Regions from separate parts of the Homo sapiens genome. Here region 2 is linked to region 1. Evidence: chromatin loops called from intact Hi-C (ENCODE). Cell type or tissue: adrenal gland. All regions are shown on one strand.

The links. Hi-C counts contacts between places; a loop is a spot of excess contacts. Peaks named below come from ENCODE experiments on the same cell type or tissue, not always from the same donor. Only the 100,000 strongest peaks of a DNase experiment are listed, where the experiment ranks them.
Region 2: a loop joins it to region 1, with 4 times the contacts of the local background. A loop is called at or near these places in 26 of 110 quality-filtered maps.

What each region holds. Positions count from the first base shown.
Region 1 is chr5:59,807,438-59,812,437 of GRCh38, forward strand. All of the region lies in intron 1 of PDE4D (phosphodiesterase 4D), which reads right to left. Among named protein-coding and RNA genes, the nearest start is that of PDE4D, 84 kb to the right of the region's middle. In adrenal gland, CTCF peaks have their summits at 2,709 (motif pointing right) and 2,909; a DNase peak (open chromatin) is centred at 2,734.
Region 2 is chr5:60,158,798-60,163,797 of GRCh38, forward strand. It overlaps a transcript of PDE4D not described here. Among named protein-coding and RNA genes, the nearest start is that of PDE4D, 270 kb to the left of the region's middle. In adrenal gland, a CTCF peak has its summit at 2,732; no DNase peak of the experiment used is centred here.

The DNA.
Region 1 (5,000 bases):
TACATATGTAGTATGAGGGTAGGAGGTACTGGGCCAAAACGCAGGCACCTGGGCTGGCTTGTCCCCACACACACACAGAGGTGCTTCGTGGTTCCAGACAGAGCCAGATGGGAAGAGAAGAGCAGAGCGGGTGGCCCTTTCCCTCAACACTGAGGGATTGGAATTGCTGAATTGGAATCCGGCCTTCCAGACAATTATGAAAGCATATTTGTCAAGGAAAAAGGACAGACCTTTAACACTGAGGGAGCAGATAGAACCGAAACATTCAGGTTCTGCATTTGAACTTGATCTTCCAGGTCTCTGTATAGGCTTAAGTTGTCAAGGAAGTAGGCCAGAGCTTCCTTCACAGTTCATTAGGCTGATTTACAACTTTTAAATATTTAGACAAGTGGTATGCAGGCTCCCACCTGTATTCTTACCTCACAACCTCAAAATTTCAGAAGCAGCCTGCTCTGAGCCCTACCCAAGACCTACGGAGACAGACGTCTGTGGTGGGGTTGGGAAATCTGAATTTTAAGAAGCTCTTCAGATGATGGATGCCCATCATTCATTTGCCTATCACTACCTTAGACCCTTATCTCCACTGTCATTTTTTAAATGCTGAGTCCATGTGTCAACAAAGTAGCGTTGAATAACTCATTTGTAAAAAGTGGAAGCAGAAAAATGACAGATTTCACTGGAACACTAGGCATGTGCCAAACCCAGCTCTGTTCTGCTCAGGAAACAGGCTTCCTGAGCCCCCATGGGCTTGTGGCTTCCAGTCTGATTTTCCTCAGCCCAGTGACATCCTGTGGGACAGCTGTCATTGTCCTCCATAGTCATTCCAACTTCAGATAATGCTCCCTCTTCAACAGAACTTTCTCTTTTAAGATTGGCCATTCTTACTTCCTGGTTCCTGAGGCCAATTTTTGACCCAATATCTATTTTCTTCTCCTAATTCCTCTACTCTGCAATGCCCACCATTTTGGTTTTAACATACAAGTGTTTAACCCAGAGCTCTTTGATTTCTCCTGGTAGGTGAGAAAGAGTATTTGTTTGGGCAAAGCCTGCTAATAAACCAGCAGTACATTGAGATCACCTGGGGAGTCACAAAATTCCCAAGCCTAGGCCCCATTCCAACCTGTTACATCTTGATCTATGACGTTTGTGTGTGTGTGTGTGTGTTTGTGTGTGTGTTAAAAGCATGGGGAACAGATAAGTTTCCATTATTCTGCTCACACATCAAAAGTTTCAAAGAACCCTTTTCCCCAGATACCGAGAGATTTTGGCCATTCCTTTAGTATTTTTACAGCATTAAACAAAGACTGATTATGAATATAACCCCAGCTTATTGAACTGTGTGCATTCTCTTAATGCCTGCAAATGCTGCTTGCAAGAGTGGCCTCACACCAAAATGTACCCCAAGTTCTTCTGTAAAGACAACTTGCAGCCAAGGACAGCTAGCACCAACACTACTGTCTTCCAGAATTTTAAGTGGAGGCTGAAAGGCTGAATTAGTTAAAACTCCCAGGCCTTCTTGGTTAGGACAGTGTTCTTGCATTCTTTTTTTTGGCAGGGGGGCCGGGGGCACTATTCAAAACATTCCAGTGACATATCGAGTCACTACCCCGTAATTTAAAAATATAATGTAATATATGTACTTTATGGAAGTCGAAGAGTTGTGCTTTAAATTTAAGTACCGTGCCTTAGTTGGCGCCTCTAACATAGGGAGTTGGACATTGCTAATGATTTGCCCTCATTAAGCAAAGATCTTTGAGATGCTTCTATCCATTAAATACTGTCAATGTGATTCCTATTCTAGCTAGTTGGTATAGAGCACCACCATTTTCAAAATTATTAAGGAAAAATCACATCTAAATTAAGCCAAAGGGACTAGACCCATCGAAAGTGAGATATAAAGGGCTTTGGGCAATAAAATCAAAATCATTTGTTAGTTGTGAGAAAACTTAAATCTTACCCTCTAGTTTAATTTTTAAAGTGTCGAAGGAACTACAAAATACAAATTTCCCAATAAAGAAGAAAATCAAGAAAAAGAAGACAGTACTAGAATAAATCATACCATTTGGTACATTTATGTACCAAATTTACCCTGGGTAATTCCTATTTTCTCAATTTCAGCAAAGAGGAGTAATTTTAGGATATAGTATTGCCTGCCTGGATTATAACGATGTGCTAAGAGGCTGAGCATGTGTCTCTTATGTACATCTCCAGACTGTGCAGGCGGAGCTCAAGTTGGATTTGGCATCAAGGTCCAAGTTTAGTCATTAATCTATTGATGAAAACTGTACTTTATTTTCCCCCATTGAAGAAGGGACAAAATTCAATTCCATCAAGCAGTCTTCTTTGTACAGCTCTATTCTACTCCTGACTTAGATTCAGAGTCAGAGGACCAGAGTTAGTGCTCACTCCAAACTATTAACCTTTCATCTAGGGCCCGGGGTCCATCTCTGCCTAGAGAGCATGTGGGAACCCCTCGATTGCTTTATTGCATCGTTTATTATTACAAAGAATAATACACATATTGAATAAAAAATGTATACTGCTTGAAAGGCAATTAAGCGACTTCTCATAAGTCACGTGAATCCTGAAATGTCTATTATGTTTTAGAAACCCAAAGATAATTGTAATTCCATTGCCTGGTTAAGTCATGCTCAAGAAACACGGTGCTCCTTATGGCTGCTCGTCAATCCTCTCAGCGGCCAGCAGATGGCGCACACTTCTCAGAAACATCAAAACGTGGCGTGGGAAAACCCGATTCCGTGGGGAAGGCGGGCCGCCTAACACAAAGCTGTCTTTCCGTAAAAATCAGTCGGCCTTCACAGGGTTACAGAAAATTATTCATTATGTACAAGAGCAATGACGTTCAGCAATGTATACAGTTGCTGACAGTCCTAAAGTGGGATATGGAACAGGATGGTTCATGCCCATTTTTACGTATTTGAATTTATTTCTTCTCTGGGTACTGTAAGTAAATGAATGTTATTGATTTTTCCTTATGTGTTAAGTGCTGCACCGATATTTTAAATGATGACTCGTTTCTACTGGGAACTTATAATGAAAAGATGGAGCAGTAGAAATAGAAAACCTCTGGGCCATCTCCTTGGTCAAGGTTAGCAGGTTAGTCCTTTGGTCTAGCTCTGCCATTCAGAACCTTGGACCATGCATTTGCTCCCACCCCTGGGATCCACCATCTCTCCCTGGCTCCTTCCAGGTCCACCAGCCTCAGGGTCACTGCAGTCTCAGACCACCTGAAACGCAGAAGCCCCGCCTATTTTGCTAGCTCCCTCGTTCCTACGTATTCCCATTTTTCCGGCTTATTTAAAGAATAAAACAATACAAACTTTAATGGCTATTTGTACTTTTTAAAAATCAGTGCATTTTCATTTGTGTACTCTTGTGGATTTGGGCAACAGCTGAAAAATCAAAATAATTTGTATCTTTATTGATCTTGAACAAATGCTCTAAGATGCATACATTTAGCAGATGGACTCACTTATCATGTGGGCTTCTTTTCCCAAATGCAGATGGGATGGAAGTTGACATGAGGAGGCAGTATAATAAGTTAGGAAGAATCTGGACAAAGGTATAAAGGAGCTAAACGGAGGCTGCAGAATGTGGAGTGAAGAGCTGGGACAGGTAACTCAAGGAGAAAGCAGAGAGAAGGAAAGTGATAGCACAGAGGCAAAGGGAATTGACTGACATCCAGGGAAATGTGTGAATTTGTCCAGAATGTCCTGAAAACTTTGTGCCGTGGGACAGACCTAAGACCTGGACTATATTCATAAAAAGAAACATGATTTTCCCTGGGGAATTTTAGACCAATCAGAAAGACTCCTAAGCTCTGTCTTTTCAACTTTCCACTCTACCTCATTATCCACCAAGCTACTTTTCCCACCTCTGTTCAATTGATTTCGGAAAGAGATGCACATACCAAAAATATGCAAGTCTGCCACAGATTTATTCTTTCTCACTTTAGCTGTGTCCTCAGTCGCCATTTTAATCACTCTCAAAGAATGCTCTCCCATATTAGCTACAATGGATATTTCAAAACTCTCTTTTCAAACTCCCTGACCTGGCTGGTCTTCACTCTCATTAAATGATTTCATGTCCTACTTTCCTGACTCTCAGCCTCTCTCCATGAGCTCAGGTTTCCAGAAAGCAGTCATGTCCCCAGCCTCTCTGCCTTCGAGAATGATCCTCCTCTTGTCTCAGGCTAACCTCCTGTCCAGCTGCATGAAGCCTCAGAACAGAGAAGAAACTGTGTGAGTTTCAGACTCTGGAGTTTTAGGTTTGAATCTTGGAGCTGCCACTATCTAGGCACATGCTCCTAGGCAAGGTACATAACTTTTCTAAGACTCTATTTTCTCATATGTAAAAACGTGGTGATAATACAACCTCCTTTGTATGATATGGGAATTTCCTGTATGTTATTTGTGAAAACACTTTCCCTACTACTTAGCAATAAATTCCCTCATATCTCTACCAGTTGACTGTGAAGAATTTTAAGCCCAGAAGTACATTACTTTCCCCATCGTGAGGGTTGAGCCTAGCGCGAGGAAAGTGACTGAGTCCTGGTCCCACAAACCTGTGAACCTACCCTCTCTTATGTCCCAACCACTGCCATCTTTTCTGATAGTACCATTTTGTTCTCATTTTTAGGCTCTACTATGTTCTCCTGAGCCTTACAATGGCCTTTCCTCCCTCTGCATGTCTGTTCTTGGATGATCCTGTGCACTGTGATAACTCTAGTCTTGGAGGTGAATCTGAGGTCCACGTCTGAAACCTGAAAGGCATCTCCTTTTATCTACTACCGCTTTCAAGGAGATGCTCTTCAGGTGCCACTGATTCTGGCATGCCAAAAAGTTGCATCTGCAGGATGGTTGTAGCCCTGTTTATAAATTCACAGGCTCAATTTCAAGACCTTATGAGACCCTCAAATGTATCAAGTGGGGCCAGGCGTCATGGCACCTGTAATCTGAAATCCCAGCACTTTGGGAGGC
Region 2 (5,000 bases), 350 kb after region 1:
TGACCTCGTGATCCGCCCGCCTCGGCCTCCCAAAGTGCTGGGATTACAGGCGTGAGCCACCGCGCCAGGCCAAGCTGTGCTAAATTTATTTTTTACATTTTCTTTCTTCAATAATAACCTTAGTTTATTGTAACATGTTTATTTTATAAACGTTTTAATTTCTTTAAGCTTTTTGACTTTTTGTAATAATGCTCAGCTTAAAACACCAACATATTTTACAACTGTAGAAGAATATTTTCTTTCTTTATATCCTTATTCTGTAAGTTTTTTCTAGCTTTTTAAAATTAACTTTTTAAACTTTTTTGTTAAAAACTAAGACAGAAACCCATACATTAGCCTAGGCCTACACAGGATAAGGATCATCAACATCACTGTCTTCTACCTCCACATCTTGTCCCACTGGAAGGTCTTTAGGGGCAATAACACACATGGAGCTGTCATCTTCTATGATAGCAATGCCTTCTTCTGGAACACCTCCTCAAGAAACTCATTCCTGAAGTTGTTTTATGGTTAACTTTTTTTTTTGTAAGTAGGAGTACACACTAAAACAATGATTAAAAAGTATAGTATAGTAAATACATAAATCAGGGACGTAATCTATTATATTAAGTACTTAACAGTAACACTTATTATCAGTAATTCTTGTCATCAAGTATTATGTACTGTACATAACTGTATGTACTATCCTTTTATATCACCGGCCATGCAGTGAGTTTGTTTGCACCTGCATCACCATAAACATATGAGTAATATGTTATGCTACAACTTTATGATGGCTGTGATATCAGTAGAGCTGACAATAGGAATTTTTCAGCTCTATTATAATCTTATGAAACTACCATGGTAGGCCATCCATCACTGACCAAAATGTTACATGGTGAATGACTGTACTAAATAAATATTTCAATATTTTAATTATTAACATAATCATCACCATATAATATTCAGCTGAGCAAAGCTGCCCAAATTTGATTCTCACCTTCCTCTTGCATTGACTTCTTAGAAATCAAGGAATGAGATGTCAGGAGAATTTGTTCATGATGTTGGCTGCCATTTAAAATTATAGCTGCATATAAATCCTGTCTACTTCCAAATTTCTTTGTGTGAATGAGCGTCATTTGAAAAGTTAAAAGATTTACAGTTGATCCTTAAACAACATGGGCTTGAACTGCACAGGCCAACTTACATGCAGATTTTCTTCTGCCTCTGCCACCCCTGAGACAGCAAGATCAACCTGACCTCTTCTTTCTCCTCCTCAGCCTACTCAACATGAAGATGAAGAGGATGAAGGCCTTTATGATGATCCATTTCCACTTAATGAATGGTAAATATCTATTTTCACTTTCTTATGATTTTCTTAATAACATTTTCTTTTCTCTAGCTTACTTTATTGTAAGAATACGGTATATAATACAAAAACATAAAAATTATGTGTTAATTGACTTTGGTGAACAGTAGGCTATTAGTAGTTAACTTTTGGGAGAAGTCAAACATTACACACAGATTTTCAGCTGCACAGGGGTTGGTACCACTAACTCCCGTGATTTTCATGGGTCAATTCTATATTGAATTTAGTCTTTTCCCTATTTTGTAGTCCTCTGAAAAGCCATGCAAACTTGCTGGGAATCCAGAATTAATCAAATATAGAGCTCTGTGGATTGCAGGAACTTTTAACTATCTCACACAAAAACACTAACAAAATTTTTTTTAAAAGAGAAAAAAAAATAACTGGACCAGAGTGTGAAAAACACATATCATTTATTATTCAAGTATTTATTCAGTTGCTTTCTTTATTAGTCCTTCCTTTCTAATCTATCAAATCTCATTGGTTTGTCTCACAGAAAATCCCTTTGATATGAAATGTAAATTTCCAAATCTGCTGTTTCCTCAGTACTTTGACTATCATGGTTCTATGGACTCTTACTTTTAAGAATATACAACAGAAGTAACCAGAAATACTTCTTCTCTCACCTTTTCCCTAGTATTCCTGTCTTCCTCTCCACATCTCTTACTTTTTGTCCTAAATGTGGAAATTGACAAATGAAAATTTAAAGTCACTACCTTATAAAAGACTGATTTGAAGTTTTTCCATGTCATTTTTTTAATTCTAGGAAAACATCTTAAATTTATAAGTCAATAAAAACACTTCAAAACAGAGACCAGGTAACATTAGCCATCAAAATTCATCATGATGTGCTGGGCACAAAAGATTTTCTTAATGAATTATCGATTAAGATGTCAGATAAATTAATTGACATAGAATTTTCTAAAAGAAAGTAGAAGGAGAAGGAAATAGTTAAGTACCCCAGATGCTAAAGGAAATCAATAGACACTGAGAGAAGGGCCGCAATAACTCTCATGGCTCCTTTCCACTTTCTAGTGTTCCATAAACCTGGTATTTTGTTGTCTCTACCTCATACTATTTAATTGTTCTTCTGAAAAAGTAGACTGCATAAGTTGACTTCAGATCCATTTTGGCTTTTGAGTTCCAAATGGGAATTTACATTAATAATACAATCTGCAATATTACATTACATTAACTTTATCACCCATGTCCCCCTTCTTCCTCACCATCCAGAATTAATAAAGAAACTAATAATCTGGCCACTGAGAGTTTAGACTATATAAAAGGAAGTCTATTTTACCACTTACTTTCAGATGTTGTTGAGTATGAAACAACATACTCAAGCAAAACAACATTTCACTTGAAAACGGTCTTCCTACTCTTCAACTGCCCCACCTAATGGCAAGAGGTATGAATAACAGTGATATTCTGGATCCCCTAGTTGAAGAAACCCAACAGTAATTTTTCAGATCTGTGCAAACTTGTAGCCCTATGATTGAAACATGCATATTTTCCCCTCACCTTCACAGTACTGCACTACACTCATTTACAGTGCCTGAATTCATGCCACTTGCAAGCTTTTTAATATGTTTCTAATAATAACATTTTGTCGTTACAGATGAATTGTGGTAAAGTTTACTGAGATAACAAAGGCTTCGCACATTCTCATTCTATTTAGCATTAGAGAGGATCACAGAAATCATTCACTTACCACTATCCCTATTTTACAAAGGAGAAAACTGAGATGCAATGAGGTAAAATTATTTTTCTAGAAATCACATACATCTTTAGTGGCAGAACCCTGGTCTTCAAGAAAGATGCTTATTCATCAGACTGCTGCGTCCACCACCAAAAGCATCAACCTACCACCATTTTCTGATAACTAAATTCTTCCAATCTTTACTCTTAACAAGAGGAAAGTGATATTATGCCCTTTAATAAGCTCGAGGGAAAACAGTGGGGGTGGGGGCCTCTTTAAAAGTTAGAACTTGAATTAGAAAACACAAATTAGAATATATACCCAACAAAATTAAGTACATTATTGTAAAAGAGACGTTAGCAAAATAGATTTATCCAGCATGCCCCATATATGGAAGATTAGCATAGTGGGTAAAATTGTTAATGCTTTCCAGAGCCCAGGGTTTGGTATCCATAACTGAAATTAACCATGTTTCTTGGCAATGTTGTCCCTATTCTTCCATGTCAACTAAGAGTTGGCCTCTTTAAGTCTCCGCAGCTGAGACAAATTACATTGTATCTCTAAGGACCTATTTAAAACCTTTTGTTGGGTTTTGTTTGCTTTGAGCCATTTGCTTTGTTGTTACATCATTTGAGTTGTTTGGAGGTTTTGTGTATTTCTTTTATTCTTGGTAGTAATATTTGATCTACAAAATCCAAACTTACCTCCCAATTCTAAAAGGCAGCATTAGTCAGTGTGGCCTTCAGACCATCTACATCAGAATGACCTGGGGAGCTTGTTTAACTGTGGCAATTCCTGGAGCCCTTCCCAGAGATACTGAATCAAAAATCTCTTGGGATAAACTTCAAGAACATGTATTTTAAGCAATCATTCCTGATTATGTTAATGCATATTAAATTATGAGACTCGCTGCCAGGAAGAAAAAAAAAAGATGCTACCCAACCACAAATGGCAAAGGAAGAAATTAATTTTCCCTTATCCCAGAAAGCCCAACACTTGGCACCCCTTCTACCTGGTACCACAGACTTAGTTTGTAGAACTCCTTAAATTAATGAGAGGTTTCATTAGCAGAATTTAAAATGGTTCATTCCTAGTCCCTGTCCTGAGAACAAATTACACAGAACCACAAACAGATGGTTTTCAGTTATCTGTTTTTTAAACAATCTAAGTTAATTGAAAAGCACAATGTGATATTATCAAATAACAGCTGTACCAAAACCCTACCAAACTAAAACTCAAGGTCATTTTGAGGGAAAGAAAAAGAGGTATATGGGCTTATGCATCTCTTTTTAATTGAAAGCCTGGGCTAACTCCTGAGCTAGCTATGTTGTTTCATAAACTGCGTTGGTCAGTCACTACAACACATAAGCGTGTTTCCTCTTTCCCTTTCCCATTGTTATTCTCTCTCCACTTTTTCCATTTCTATCCCTATTTTCTTGCCTATTTATTACTCTATATTTTCATCTCTTGAGAAAGTTATTGAGTCCATTTCTACATATTTTTTTCACTGGGTAGGTTTAGCTACACACCATTTAGCTAAACACAAGTTTAGCTCACTTCCTCTGAGCAACTTGGTTTCCAGAGCAGCTGTTTCCAGCAGTCTTTCCTCTTTATAATAGGAAATGTGGTTTTACATTTACCCAAATGCAGAGGCACATGTGTGTCTGATCCTACAGACAGCAAAGGTAGTCTGACAAATAACTGGCTGATTCCAAATTATACAATATATGTTCTCTTCCGATGATTATCATACTTGTGCTCATCACTTCAGGGATGCACAAGGCTCAGTTGTAGCACTGCTCTGGAAACTAGTTAACCATATTGAGACTTCTTTATGGGGTGTGCCCTTAACTAGCACTGCCAAGTCTGTAAACTTATTTCCTCCAACCTTTCATTCAAGGAGGCACTATTTCTCACCATTCCCAACCTCCCCTACCACGCCAAGCCTTGAGTTAA